Linked DNA regions of Mus musculus: region 1 is linked to region 2. Evidence: chromatin loops called from intact Hi-C (ENCODE). Cell type or tissue: left cerebral cortex. All regions are shown on one strand. Links, peaks and the distances in the headings refer to the core of each region. The heading gives the core; the rest is flanking DNA.

Region 1 (7,120 bases), core at 1,289-6,288, 48 kb after region 2:
GATAACACAAATGTGCCCCAAATTAGAACCAAACTAACACACATTTCAGGAACTCAGTTCAAAGAAGAAATCAGAGGGGGTAATAGAAAATACTTTGAACTGAGTCAACTGTGAACGTAGAAAATCGGAATTTGCTGGATGCAGCTCACATGGTACTTAGAAATACAACAGTATCTCACACTTGCTCTAAAAGATCTCAAGTCAACTTCAGTTAGCACTGGAACAAATTAGCAAAGGAAGCGCGATGAAGTCCATGGCATAAGAGTGGACACTAGGGTTTGCAGAGCTAGCTCAATGGTTAAGAGCACTTGTGCTTGCTGTGGACGTGGACTCAGTTCTCAGTATCCACATGTTGGCTCACTACCACCTGTAACTCCAGTTCCAGGGTGTCTGGTGCCCTTTTCTGGCCTCCTTGACATGCATGCAAGTGGTGCACATACATACATGCAAACTATATGCAAACTTGCATAACATACTAAAACATCTTTTAAAAAAAACAGGGATTATAGAAAGGCATGGGTGTGTGAGGGAGGCCCTATCTCTCACTCCCTATCATTTGCGCACACACACACACACACACACACACACGAATGGAAATCAAATAGAAATTCAAACCAAAAGCTGATTCTTTGAGAATTCCATAAAACTAATAAGCTATTTATATGCATATTCACAAGGGAAAGACTATATATTGCCAGTGTCTGGGATTATAGCAATTTATTTTGTTAAAATATATATTGCCAATGTTCGGAATTATAGCAGCTCCTTTTTAAAAGCATTGATTCCATACCTAGTCCCACAAGACCCTGTGAAAGATGCCCAGAGGTCTCCATTATTAAACCTGCTCTCACCTTGGATTCTAGGAACAACAGTGTGATCGATATTTTTACGGGGCTTGGGAAATGGCTCACTAAAGTGCCTTCCATGCAAAGTGTGAGGACCTGAGATCGGACTCCCAGCACCCACACGAAAGCTTGGTACAGCACTGTGCCAGTCCATAACTCCCAGCACCCACACGAAAGCTTGGTACAGCACTGTGCCAGTCCATAAGCACAGCGCTGCAAATGCAGACAGGCAAGTCCCATTGACTCATCAGTCTATCCGAAGTTGGTGAGAGAATCTTTCTCAAAAGAAAAGATGGCAGACCATCACTATGGCTCAGCCCATAAAACCCTTGCTGCACAAGCCTGACTTCAAGCTCCAGGACCTAGGGAAAGGTGGTAGCAGAAAATCTACTTCCCACAATTGTCCTCTAACCTCCGTATTAGCATCATGGCACACATTTCCCCTCACATCATGAATACATATATACTGTAATCTTTTTTTTTTAAGTGGAGAACAATTGAGATCACCTGACATCAGCCTCCAAAAACAGGCTCCTTCTGGTGCATACATACTTTCTACACACACGTGCACACTTTTTTTTTTCTGACAAAGGGTGAGAATTAACCTCATATGATGGAGAGATTGTACCCTGGCCCCAGAATAATCATCTTAAGTGTTGCCAAGCTCTAGCTCTGGCTTCCCCTTTGCATCCTATTCTATACGATCTCCACTGAAAGAATTCAGACAAGACACAAACAGCAAAGTATGGATAGCAGGTGTCTGTTAAAGGGCAAATTACAGCATTCCAAAAGGACCATTGTGGGTGAAAGTGAACAGAAGCCACAGAAATCGAGGCACTGTTTATATTTCTATTGTCTCTAAAACAATTTCCCCAAAGTAATTTTCAACCTGGGTGATTGATAGGCTCATTTGAGTTAACTCCTAAGGAAAGAAGTAATGGTATATAAACCCTTGTTCCTTACCAACTGTCTTAGGCTTTTATTGCTGTGAACAGACACCATGATCAAAAGGAACTTGTTGAAAGGAAAATATTTAATTGGGACTGCCTTATAGTTTCAGAGATTTAGACCGTTATCATCATGGCAGGAAGCATGGCAGAGTGCAGGCAGATATGGTGCTAGAAGAACTGAGAGTTCTACCTCTTGATCCACAGGCAGTAGAAGGGGAGTGTGTCCTGTTTGTAGGCAGGAGAAGTCTATTACACTAGGCATAGCTTGAGTTTATATATGAGACCTGAAAGCGCGCCTCCATAGTGAGACAATTCCTCCAACAAGTCCACAACTATTCCAACAAGACCATAACTCATAATAGTGATACTCCTTATGGGCCAAGCATTCAAACACATGAATCTATGGGGGAGGGGGAGCAAACTTATTCAAACCACCATACCATCCCTTCTGGCAAATTCAGAATGTCATATCTTTACTTAAGGATAGAGATATGACTTCAGTCCCACTGTTTTGATCAATAATCAGAGTCCTACATTTTGTTTTCTGGTTTTACAAGTTGCTGCTACTGAGGGATGTGTCCACCCTCAACAACTTTAAGCCTGCTAACACCTCACTAGCTACCTAATATTATGGTGACAGCACTGCTTCTCTCAAGTGATGATAATAATAACTTTCTGGAACCACTCTATAGAGCCATGTAGTATGACAAACTTTCCTAGTGAGATGCAACAGACACACACACACACACACACACACACACACACACACACACACACAGAGAGAGAGAGACATTACCCATCTCAGAGTCAAAACAAAAGATCATATCAGAGTCCAACTTGGTCAACCAATGAGTTGTTTCATTTTTAATATGTACTTTATGTGTATGGGTGTTTTGTCTACATGTATGTCTAGTGCCTGAGGAAGCCAGAGGTGTCGGATCCCCTGGAACTAGAGTTATAGATAGTTGTGAGCCAAAGGTGCTGGATGGAAATTTCCCCAGCACCACAATGGGTTTTTATTAGGGTCCCTAGCAAGAATACACATGAGAGGTTATACATAAGAGTAAAGATTACAGTAGGTGCTATCATATCTGATTTTAACATAGGTTTCATGGATCCAATTGAGGTGGCCAGGCTTTTGTGGGAAGTACTTTACCATAGTTATCTCCCCAGCCTCGTTGATTGTATTTGTTAGTGTATGGGTGGTTTTGCCTGCATGTTTGGGCACCATGTGTGCCTCATTTCTTTGGAGGCCAGATCCCCTGCAACTGCTACGAGCCACCATCTGGGTGCTAGAACTGAGTCTGTCTTTTGAAAGAGCACCAAGTGCTCTCCATCACTGAGCCATCTCTCCAGGCTCCTCCCTTTCGTTGTTTTTGTTTTGTCGACTAGAAGGTATTTATGTAGTAGTCCAGGCTAATTTTGAACTCATAGAAATCCCCCTACTTCTGCCTCCTGAGTTCTGGGATTAAAGGCATGTAACAATGTAACATTCTTGGCTCTGTTTTAGTTTTTGAGAATGTCTCTCAATGAATCTGGCATTCACCTTTTCTCAGCAAGCAACCCCTGACCCAGCTGTCTCTACCTCACAGAATTGGAGTTACAGACGTTTGCAGCCATGCCTGACTTTTAAATAGGTACTGGAAATCTGAATCTAGGTCCTTCTACTTGAGCTTGGTGAGGGGTGTATCATGTGTGTACCTTGACCACCCGGGAGGGAGCTAAACACCTTTTTTTTTTTTCTTTTTTGAAAAGGTATCTGGGGGCTGGTGAGATGGCTCAGTGGGTAAGAGCACCCGACTGCTCTTCCGGAGGTCCGGAGTTCAAATCCCAGCAACCACATGGTGGCTCACAACCATCCGTAATGAGATCTGACTCCCTCTTCTGGAGTGTCTGAAGACAGCTACAGTGTACTTACATATAAATAAATAAATCTTTAAAAAAAAAAAAAAAAAAAAAAGAAAAGGTATCTGGGTAGCTCAAGCCAAGCAGGGATCCTGGTTATTTCTGTTGGCTCTTTAACATCATTTAATTTGCACCTCTATAAATCAACTTATGTCCATTGAGAATTATGTGTTCTTGTACACTAACCCCTCTATTATAGCCTCTCTTTTTTACCTGTTGGAATTGAACCCAGCGCCTCACCACATGCTAGGCAATTACTCTAGAACTCTTTTTATCCCCTTTCCCACGTTTCAGCTTTTTGAGTGTTTATACTACTATCCCTACTATCACCACACACAAAACACCAATTTACATTTAATTTACATATTTAAGGTGTATTTCAGGTAGTTCAATCTCATATATTCTTTTTAAAGATTACATTGAAGTGTGTTTTGTGTGTGTGTGTGCGCGTGTGCATGTGTGTATACAACCTGCAGAAATTGGTTCTCTCCTTTCACCATGTGAGTTCCAAGATTGCACTCAGGTCCATTAGACTTGTAGCTTAGCATTTGAGAAAAACTGCCCAGATCAGACTCTGGGCATGTCTGTGGAGGATGGTCTTCGACTGTAAAATGGGGTCTGTGGGTACCATCATTCTCTGGGCCGGTTGTCCTGAGGTGTGTGCGGCAGCTAGCTTGAGAACCAGCCAGGAAACAGCCTGCCTCTGGTTCTGCCTTCCAAGCTCCTACCCTGACTTCTCAATGACGATCTGCGCCCTGGAAGTGTAAGGCAAACAGACTCTCCTTCTGAGCTGTTTTTAGTCAATATTTTATCTCAGCAAACAGAATGAAAATCAGAATGCATGTGCTCTACTACCACTGAGATACATCTCAGATGGCAGCCTCTTAGAGATACTGCTGATCTAGAACCAAGAAAAAACGACTTAACAGAACATAAAGATTTGGACAGAAGGGAGAGGTGTAGAAATACAGAAAAACATACTTCTCCTTGAGTCTTCTCTATGCCATCCTCCACACTTGCTGCAGTGATTTTATTTTTGTCTATGTATCTGACAATGTAACATTTCAGCGGCCTTTACCCTGCCTGCAAGTTTAACTTCTGTATGCTTTGGTTGTTTTCTTACCTGTATTAGAATGTTTATTGCTGAGACAAAATACCTGAGCAAAACAAAGTATTTTGGGTTTATTCCGTGATAGCAGGGCAAGCAGGGCAAAGCAGGCCCTCTTATGGTAATCAGAAAAGAGATGGGGAAAGGAGAGATAGAGAAGGTTCTGGTGTAAGCTCTCCAATGTACCAGTTAGCTCGAGCTGTATCGAAATCTATAGACTGGTTGGCTTAAAGGGGCAGAGAGATGGAGGAATGGCTTAAAGGGGCAGAGGGATGGAGGAATGGCTTAAAGGGGCAGAGGGATGGAGGAATGGCTTAAAGGGGCAGAGCGGTGGAGGAATGGCTTAAAGGGGCAGAGAGATGGAGGAATGGCTTAAAGGGGCAGAGCGGTGGAGGAATGGCTTAAAGGGGCAGAGAGATGGAGGAATGGCTTAAAGGGGCAGAGGGTTGGAGGAATGGCTTAAAGGGGCAGAGAGATGGAGGAATGGCTTAAAGGGACAGAGGGGTGGAGGAATGAATGGCTTAAAGGGGCAGAGGGGTGGAGGAATGGCTCAGCAGTTGAGAGCACTTATTATTGCAGAGGTTCAGTTCCCAGCACCCACACGGTGACTCACAACCATAACTCCAGTTCCAGGGAATCTGATGGCCTCTCTGGCATCTGAGCACCAGGCTTATGAGTGGTGCGCATACATACACACAGGCATATATATATAATTTTAAACTTTTTTCTTTTTACTTATTTTTCTCTCATACATGCTGACACCAGCTTCCACTCCCTCTACTCCTCTCAGTCCTGTACCCCCCCACCCTCCCACACACTCAGCTCCCCAGAGCCACTATTCCTCCATTTCCCTTCAGAAAAGAATAGGCCTCTCAGGGATCTCACCCAAACACAGCAAAGCAAGAAGCAGTAAGACTAGGCCCATGCAGGCTCTGTGAGCCCCTGATTCCTGCTTAGTTGGTATCTTTGGGCCATGCCCTCCACCCCTCTGGCTCCTACAATCCATCCTCCCCTTTTCTATAGTGTTCCCTGAGCTCTGCCTACTGTTTGGCTACAAGTCCCTGCATCTGCTTGATATACTCACACAAATAAGATAAAACATTTAACTCTTTAAAGGAAAGTTTTAGGGGCTGGAGAGATGGCTCAGTGGTTACGAGCACTGACTGCTTCCAAAGGTCCTGACTTCAAATCCCAGCAACCACATGGTGGCTCACAACCATCTGTAATGAGATCTGAGGCCCCTCTTCTGGGGTGTCTGAAGACAGCTACAGCAAGTGGGGCTGGAGCTAGCGGGGCTGGAGTGAGAGCTGGAGAGTTGCCTCAGTGGTTAAGAACACTGACTGCTCTTCCGGAGGTCCTGAGTTCAAATCCCAGAGACCACATGGTGGCTCACAACTATCGGATGCCCTTTTCTGGAGTGTCTGAAAACAGCTTACATATAATAAATAAATAAATCTTTAAAAAGGAAATAAAGGAAGGTTCTAAAGGAGAGGGTGGGACAAGACATAGTACCCAAGGATACCTCATGCACATTATGACAGCTCCTCCATGTTGGGAGCGACCCTGTTTGAATGTTAACTGCCTTGTCAGCCATAAGTGCTTACTTACAAAGTCTTGGCCTCTGTAGTAAAGTACTAGCCCAGCTGAGTACAAATAGACATAGATCCTGAAGTCAGTGGAGAACAAATAGCTATAAATCTTGTGGACAGGTGCCTAATAACCCTTACTGTTCTGATCTTTCTGCTGAACTGTTTACCCAGTCAATATCCTGTTCCTGGGAATAGGTGCATTAGCCAGAGACAAAGCGACGCCCCTCCACCCCCTTCCTGCTCCTACAAGTATATAACCTGTGTGGGAAAAACAAAAATTTGTCAGCTTGACCAGGGACTCCTGACTTGCTGTCCGTTCTTTGTGTTTCTTTGTCCCCCACTCTCTTCCAGGTGCCCCTCAAGTCCCTGTTCGACTGCCTCTCGGGTAGGGACACCTCCAGTTGGGCCTCACCTGGAGCCTCCTACCAGCTGGGAATGGTGAGCCTGTGGTGGTGGACATTTCCTATTCAAATCCCAATGTTTGTGCTCAAAATTAGAACCCCTATAAACTTTTCTTAACAATGTAAACAAATACTATAAGCTTTTCTTAACAAGAAACAGATGTTCTCTTAAACGGCACGTGCAGAAGAGAACATGTAAAAGAACCTCTTTGTATATAATCTAATCACACAAAAGAACACAGACTTTATTTTTTATACAGCTTACAGATGCTGGAAAAGGGGACCAAAAAAAAAAAGATACATTGAACGTATTGGATGGATC
Region 2 (7,120 bases), core at 1,022-6,021:
AGGGCGGAGCTTGGAGGAGAAGGGGCGGGTTCTCAGCGGCTCGTGTGAGGGCGGTGCTAAGCATTGAAGGAGTGGGTTCTCGGCAATCTGAAGGGGCGGGGCTTAGCCAGTAGGGCGGTTCTCCTCACAGTCAGAGGTGAAGGCGGGGCTTGAAGAAGGGGCGGGTTCTCAGCAGATTCTAGAGGGCGGGACTTAGTATAGAAGGGGCGGGTTCTCAGCAAAATCTAGAGGGCGGCGGGGCTTGAGGCGAAAGAGCAGGTTTTCAGCGTAGTGCATGGTGAGCCTGGCGCTAAGCAGAAAAGGGGAGGGTTTACAGCATTCTGAGATGAGGGGCAGGGCTTAGCAAGTAGGGAGGTTCTCCCCGCAGCCCGAGGTGAGGGCGGGGCTTGAAGGAGAAGGGGCGGCTTCTCAGAGGAGTCAGAGAAAAAGGGCAGAATTTGAGGAGAAAGGCACCATTTAAGACTGTTTGCAGAACGGATTGGAGCTGTGACAGTGTGTGGCTGAGTGCGTGATTATACAGAAGGGTTGCCCAGGATTCCTAGCCGTGTCGGTTAGGGCGAGTCTTGCGCCAGCTCTTTGTTAGGCTCCCCACCCTTTCGTGAGGCTTCCCTCACACTCTTTTGTGAGCCTCCTTGATGTCACTGTCCCTTACTTAACCAAGCTCGATCTTTATTGTTAGTTTTTGAGATTATAATTTTTGTAGAGGGAGATTTGAGGTGGTTAGCCCAGACTAACCTCCGAAATGGGTAACTCTTGATCTTTCTGTATCCATTCGTTTTCTTCCAAATTGAAATCAATGGTGTGAGCCCCCACGACGCAAGGCTTGGAAGTTTGATCTTTGCGGGAAAGCTTTGCTACAATAAAAACAGCCACTATTCTACATCTGATTGTCTCCTCCCTCCCACTCATGTTGATCACCTCTGGGATCAGCAAACCAGCATATGTTTCACCTACAAAATGGGAATGTCATAATGTTGGAAGCAGCAAATACGACAATGTCATAGGAACCAAAATATAAGAGTCAGATTTTTTTTCTTTTTTTTTCTTTTTTTTTTCCTTTTTCCGGAGCTGAGGACCGAACCCAGGGCCTTGGGCTTGCTAGGCAAGCACTTTACCACTGAGCTAAATCCCCAACCCCAAGAGTCAGATTTTTTTTTCTGCCTTTTGCCAAACTAGAAATTAACCCTGCATTGAAGAACCAAGAAATCGATAGTTGTATTAAAAGCTGAAACAAATAAAACGAGGCCATGTGGATGAAGAGAGAGAAGAAGCAAAGACAGTTCCCTGGCTTCTTGGATCTTAATTTCCACAGATAAAGCAGACCTGACAAATGGGGGGCTATAAAGAAATATAAAGTAGGGAGGGTGTGTCATACATTTCCTGATTTCTTCAGATAACATTTCAACATCTTTGAAAACCTATTCCATAAAAGATATCTGCTAGTTGTCATCAATTCAGTTTTGACAGTACCTGGAATTGAAGGCTTGGCCCTACAAAACTCCCCACTGTTTGAGATGGAACTCCCAAACTTCAGTTGTTTTACCTGTGTTTCTGACTCTAAGCTGAAGTTTCTACCACCTGTGCTTCTTGAGTTCTATTCATTTGCTAGCGTGAAAGATATCAGGAAAACACAGGATTCTCTTGTTGTTGTTGTTGTTGTTGTTGTTGTTTATAGGAGACTTTAAAGGACACAAATGAACAAGTTGAAGACAAAGTGCAGAAGTAAGTAAGAATTGGAGTTTCTCTCCCCACAGGGTTGAAGTGTGTCACTCCCCTAGCACATGGCTGTATTCTTCTTGGTCTTTCTGAAAGCCTTGCATTGCTTGGAGGCAGAGGCAGGGACTGGGGGCGGGGCGGGGCGGGGCGGGGCGGGGCGGGGCGGGCCAAGCTGAGGCTTTATTAGGTAGGTATGATTGGTTAAGTCATGGGCTACTGTTAATCAATGTTACCTTTATCCACCCCATGCCTCCATACACACACCCTCGCCTCCCTCCCCCCACACACACACTCCAAAGATAAAACTGTGAGTTACAGCTGTCTTAGCACTTGGGTGGCTCCCCTGCAGTCATGTAAAGTACCTTACCACAGTGGTTCTCAGCCTTCCTAATGCTGCAACCCTTTAATACATTTCCTCCTGTGGTGATGACCCCCACCTATAAAATTATTTCCATTGCTACTTCATAACTGTGATTTTGCTACTATTATAAATTGTAATGTAAGTTTCTGATATGCAGGATGTCTGATATGCAACCCCTGTGGAAGGGTGGGCTGACCCCCCCTAAAGAGTTCTCAACTCCCCCATTGAGGAAAACCCTCCTTAACGAACCATGTTGAGTGTAGCTGCTGATTCCTGCTACCTCAGCACTCAGCTGAGGCAGGAGAATTGCCACAAATTCAAAACCAGCCTTGGTTTCATAGTGAGTTCCAGGCCAGCCTCAGCTAGAATGAAATCCTCTTTCAAAAAACACTTTTAGCTTCCAGAAACTGGAGGTGTAGAAGTAAAGAAAACATAAATTTGCAAAACAAAACATGTAATGACTTCATCAACAGAAACTCATTTGTGACTGAAATGGCCTTATAAATAACAAAAGGCTATTTTTCCACTCATGGAAATAATGAAAAAAAATAGATGGGTGGTAGCAGAGTGAAGAATATATGGTAGATGAATAGACAAATAGACATGAGTTACTGATAGATGGAGAGGCAGATGGTAGGTGGATAGGTATGGATATAGAGAGAGATAGATGGATACAGGCCTCCTTGTTGGTCTCACTATCTAGACACCTGTTCTGACTTTCTGTACTTTTTTGTGTTCCTAGACAGAGAACAACATGGTCTAATCCTGCAACTGAGGTAAAGGGTAGATGTATTGTAAGGGTCCATGACTTGCAAAGACCCAAATAGAATGCAATGTCAAAGAGTGTTTATTCTGCAGAAATCCTGCATGCATGGATCCAGCATACATCGAGATGGAATGCAGGTGTGGACTTTGCAGAGTCAGTTTAAAGCCTGTTAGGGTAGGCCTGGCTCTGGCTAACTCCGTCTTTTCAGTATTAAGCTCCTTGGGTTGCTGTTTCTACAGTGGGGGTGAGGATGCCAGAATTCAGCTGACACACGAAAACCATGTTGTAGGGGAAGAAGGTAAATTGCACTGGGTTCAATGTCTTATTGAAGTTGCAGAGGCAGCTCAGTGCTAAATCCTGAAACTGGGAAGGCCTTGGATTGGATAAAGGGGGAAAAATATCAGGGATGGTGCTTACCTGAAATTCCAGCCTTAGCTACATAGTGAGAGTCTGTCTCAACCAAAAAAAAATTACTATATTCCTGTACACAAAGGATCAGAAGATATGGACTCAATCTGGAGTTGACACAAGGAGAGAGGAAAGGGTGTTTAATAACCTTTAAAAGCACCAAGGTATGAAAGGATGTTTCACGGTACTCTAGTGCCACCTGCTGGTAAGAGTGTTCAACTACACCTTTATTTTATTTATTCATTTATTCATTCATTATTTATGTTTAAAGGCTTATTTATTTATTTATTTATTTATTTATTTATTTATTTATTTATTTATTTATGTGAGTGCACTGTAGCTGTACAGATGGTCGTGAGCCTTCGTGTGGTTGTTGGGAATTGAATTTCGGATACCTCTGCTCGCTCCATTCAACCCCACTCTGCCCCACTAGGCCCTGCTCGGTCCCTCTCCCTTCGGTCCACTCCGTTCCCTCAGTCCCTGCTCGCTCTGACCCAAAGATTATTTATTATTATAAGTACACTGTAGCTGACTTCAGACCCACCCCAAAAGGGTTTCAGATCTCATTACGGGTGGTTTTGAGTCACCATGTGGTAGCTGGGATTTGAACTCAGGATCTTTGGAAGAGCAGTCAGTGTTCTTACCCGCTTGCCAGCCCCCATTTTATTTTATTTTATTTTATTTTATTTTATTTTGGTGGAATATTGTTACCCGGAAGTTCTAGGCCACGGTGCTGCTCTTGGGTTACACACTACCACACTCAGCCAATCTGTTTTCAAAACATGGGATAGTTTGGGTCCTACTACTAAGATGTTGCTCTCTTAAGGGTGTTGGATCCCCTGGAACTGGAGTTAAATTCTGACCTGCCATGTGGTTGCTGGGAATTGAACCAGGGTCCTCTGAAAGAGCAGCCAGTGCTCTTCACCACTGATTCATCAATCCAGCCAGAGATGTTGCTCTGTTAAGCCAAAATTTTCTCACATGCTTCCCCCAGCTAGACATTCACTTCTGGGACAAGTTACCCCAGACTCAATGCCTTGAAAAGAAGGGGCTCCTTAAGCCACTAATAATAGTGTATTTGTGTACTCAGTAGGCCTGGCTTCCAGACCAATCCTAATTCTACTGGAAAGGATGGTGGGAAATATCCTTTTTGTGGACTCCTAAAAGGCCACCGGTTCAATGCAGTTTCTAGCCAGAAGTCTCCCTAAGTACTGAGTCCAATTCGGTGATATTCTAACTAACAGCTGGTGGCAGCTGGAGAGTGGCTGCTGTCCAGACCCAGCAACAGTTCTCAAGCTTGGCTGCAGTGAATGATGATGCATGATCCAGGTATCTACTGTGAGATCTCCACCCTGGAGACATTCCTGTGGATGTAACTCCCCAGTCCTCACCAAAACATGGATGGGTAAGATGCTCAGCAGAATTTTTTTTTTTAAGCAATGTAAATATTCAGCAACAGAGAAATGGAGGCAACCATTGCTGGTTCTTACAAAGCAGTTACACTGAGGTAACAGCAAACATCAGCTGGTGTGTCAACATATAAAATCCTTCTCACTCCTAGCAATGGGGAACATGGGGCTGAGCTAGCCATCTTCTGTAACCAGGCAAGGTTGGTTGGGACTAGAACACCAATTCAACCACAAAACCTTCAACCTACGATCTGCCCTGCCTGCGGACTGTTCTAAGACTAGCAAAACTGCATCAAAGAGACCAGCGAGACTCTATCCAGCAAATGACGGGAACAGAGGCAGAGTCCTCCAGCCAAACCTTAGAAGGAGCTTGGGAGTCATGTGGAGAAAGAGGAAGGGAAACCAGAGGGGTTAGCGACACAAGAACACAAGGCACGAAGTCATGGACTTGTGGGTCTCTTGGAAATCAGCGAGTCTGTAGGATCTGACCTAGGGTCTGCATATGTTATGGCTGAGCAGAACTCCTTACAGTGTCAGCAGGGCCTGTCTCCGTTTTCATGCTTATAGGAAGGACCCTTCACCTCCTTCTGAGTTGCCTCATCCAGCCTTGATGTGCTGGCATGTGCCTGGTCTTATTGTAGTTTGTTATGCCCCGTTTGGTTGATGTCCCTGGGAGGCCTGCTCTTTTTGGAAGGGAGGCAGGGGTGAGGTTGGGAGTCTGGGGGAGAGGAGAGATGGGAGGAAGATACTGAAGGGAGGGGAGAGGAAGGGAGAGAGGGGAAACTACAGTTGGGATGTAATATATGAGAGAAGGGGAGAAAAGACCAAAAAGATCTTTTTTTAAGTTGTGAAGACAAAGCTGGGCAGTGGTGGCACGTACATTTAATCCCAGGACTCAAGAAGCAGAAGCAGACAGATCTGTGTGTCTGAGGCCAGCCTGATCTACAGAGCTACTTACAGGACAGCTACATAAAGAAACCCTGTCTGGAAGAACAATAATAACAACCAAACCAAACCAAACCAAAACCATGAAGACACAAGTCAGAAAATATTGGGGACTGGGCACAGAAAACTTGGCACGACTTTGGGAATCATGGTGCTGTGGTAAAATGGCAAGGAAGGAAGAACCTAAGGTTGTGGCATAACTTCATAAACTAGCTACCCAAGATCCAAAGGGTGTGCCGGCTCGATTGTTTTCCACTGGACACAAGCTAGAATCCTCTGGGAAGAGGAACCCTTAACTGAGGGAGTAATCTCCATTAGATCAGTTGGTGGACAAGTACCTGCATGGGGCATTTTAAAAATGATTATTTTTTTTTATTTTACGTGTATTGGTGTATTGCCTATTTGTATGTCTGGGTGTGGGTGTCCGTGTCCGGTGCCCTGGAACTGGAGTTACGACAGTTGTGACCTGCCACGTGTGTAGCCAGTGCTCTTAACTGCTGACCGTCTCTACAGCCCTGGGGATTTCTTTCTTTCTTTTTTTTAAATGACTGACGTTGGAGAGCTCAGCTGTGAGTGGCGCTTTACTTGAGCAGATGGTCCTCTGTTGGAAAACAAACAAAACAACAATAGCAACAAAATCTGAGCAAACCAGGAAGCAAAAGTCTTCATGGTCTTAGCGCCAATTCTGGCCTTGAGTTCCAAGGCTGAGTCCCATTCCTGGTAGACTGTAAGCTGCAAGGTGAAATTAACCCTTTACTCCCTGCGTTGTGTTTGGTCTTGATCTTTATCACATCAATAGAAGGCAAACTAATACAAAGGAGAAAGAGAAAATAGCATTTCAAGGACACTTCAGGGACTTTCTGGTGCTGGCACTGTTCTTTATCATAGATGCTAATGATGATTGTTCCCCAATAAACTGATTTTTATAAGAATTAAAGGTGTGTTGGAATGTCCATTTAACATGAACATGACAGGAGCCTGTATCTCTTTCCCTCTTCGGTACTCATCAGTCGCTGAGGTCTCTGCCATCTAGTCTTGTTCACAGGTAATAAAACACAATTAAGATCTTTAAAATACAACAAAACTAGGAATCATATGAGAAAAATCAAGTGTATTGTGGTTAGAGAGTGCAAAGCTAAATGTGGGACTGGGTGGAGTATCACTTTGAGGATGCAGTGGTAGCTGATGTGGCCCTGACTTGAAGCAATCCTCCTGCCTCAGTTTCTGAAGAGCTAAGATTACAAGCATGCACCACCATGCATGGCTGTTTTGTAATTCTGATTCCTTTATTTAGTGTTTGGGTATTCATTCGGGTTTTCATATACAAGCATATATTCAAAACCTGAAAACCATTGCTCTGGATGTTAAAAAATGTGTTTGTAATTATTAAAAAGGCCAGAGAGTTGCTCAGTGGATAAGCCTGGTGATGTAAGTTCAAGCTCTGGAGCCCACATAAAGGAGGACAGAAAGGAGTGAGTGCCCTCTGATCTCCACATGTGTACTGTGGGATTTACA

What was found. Peaks named below come from ENCODE experiments on the same cell type or tissue, not always from the same donor. Only the 100,000 strongest peaks of a DNase experiment are listed, where the experiment ranks them.
Region 1: a loop joins it to region 2, with 5 times the contacts of the local background. A loop is called at or near these places in 2 of 42 quality-filtered maps.

The regions. Positions count from the first base shown.
Region 1 is chr7:6,307,569-6,314,688 of GRCm38, reverse strand. It overlaps Zfp667 (zinc finger protein 667), which reads right to left. Exons shown (of 5, transcript NM_001024928.2): 5 at 6,806-7,120. It also overlaps a transcript of Zfp583 not described here. Among named protein-coding and RNA genes, the nearest start is that of Zfp583, 19 kb to the left of the region's middle. In left cerebral cortex, for the core only: no CTCF peak of the experiment used is centred there; a DNase peak (open chromatin) is centred at 4,386.
Region 2 is chr7:6,355,707-6,362,826 of GRCm38, reverse strand. It overlaps a transcript of Zfp78 not described here. Among named protein-coding and RNA genes, the nearest start is that of Zfp78, 4.0 kb to the left of the region's middle. In left cerebral cortex, for the core only: a CTCF peak has its summit at 3,459 (motif pointing left); DNase peaks (open chromatin) are centred at 3,083 and 3,439.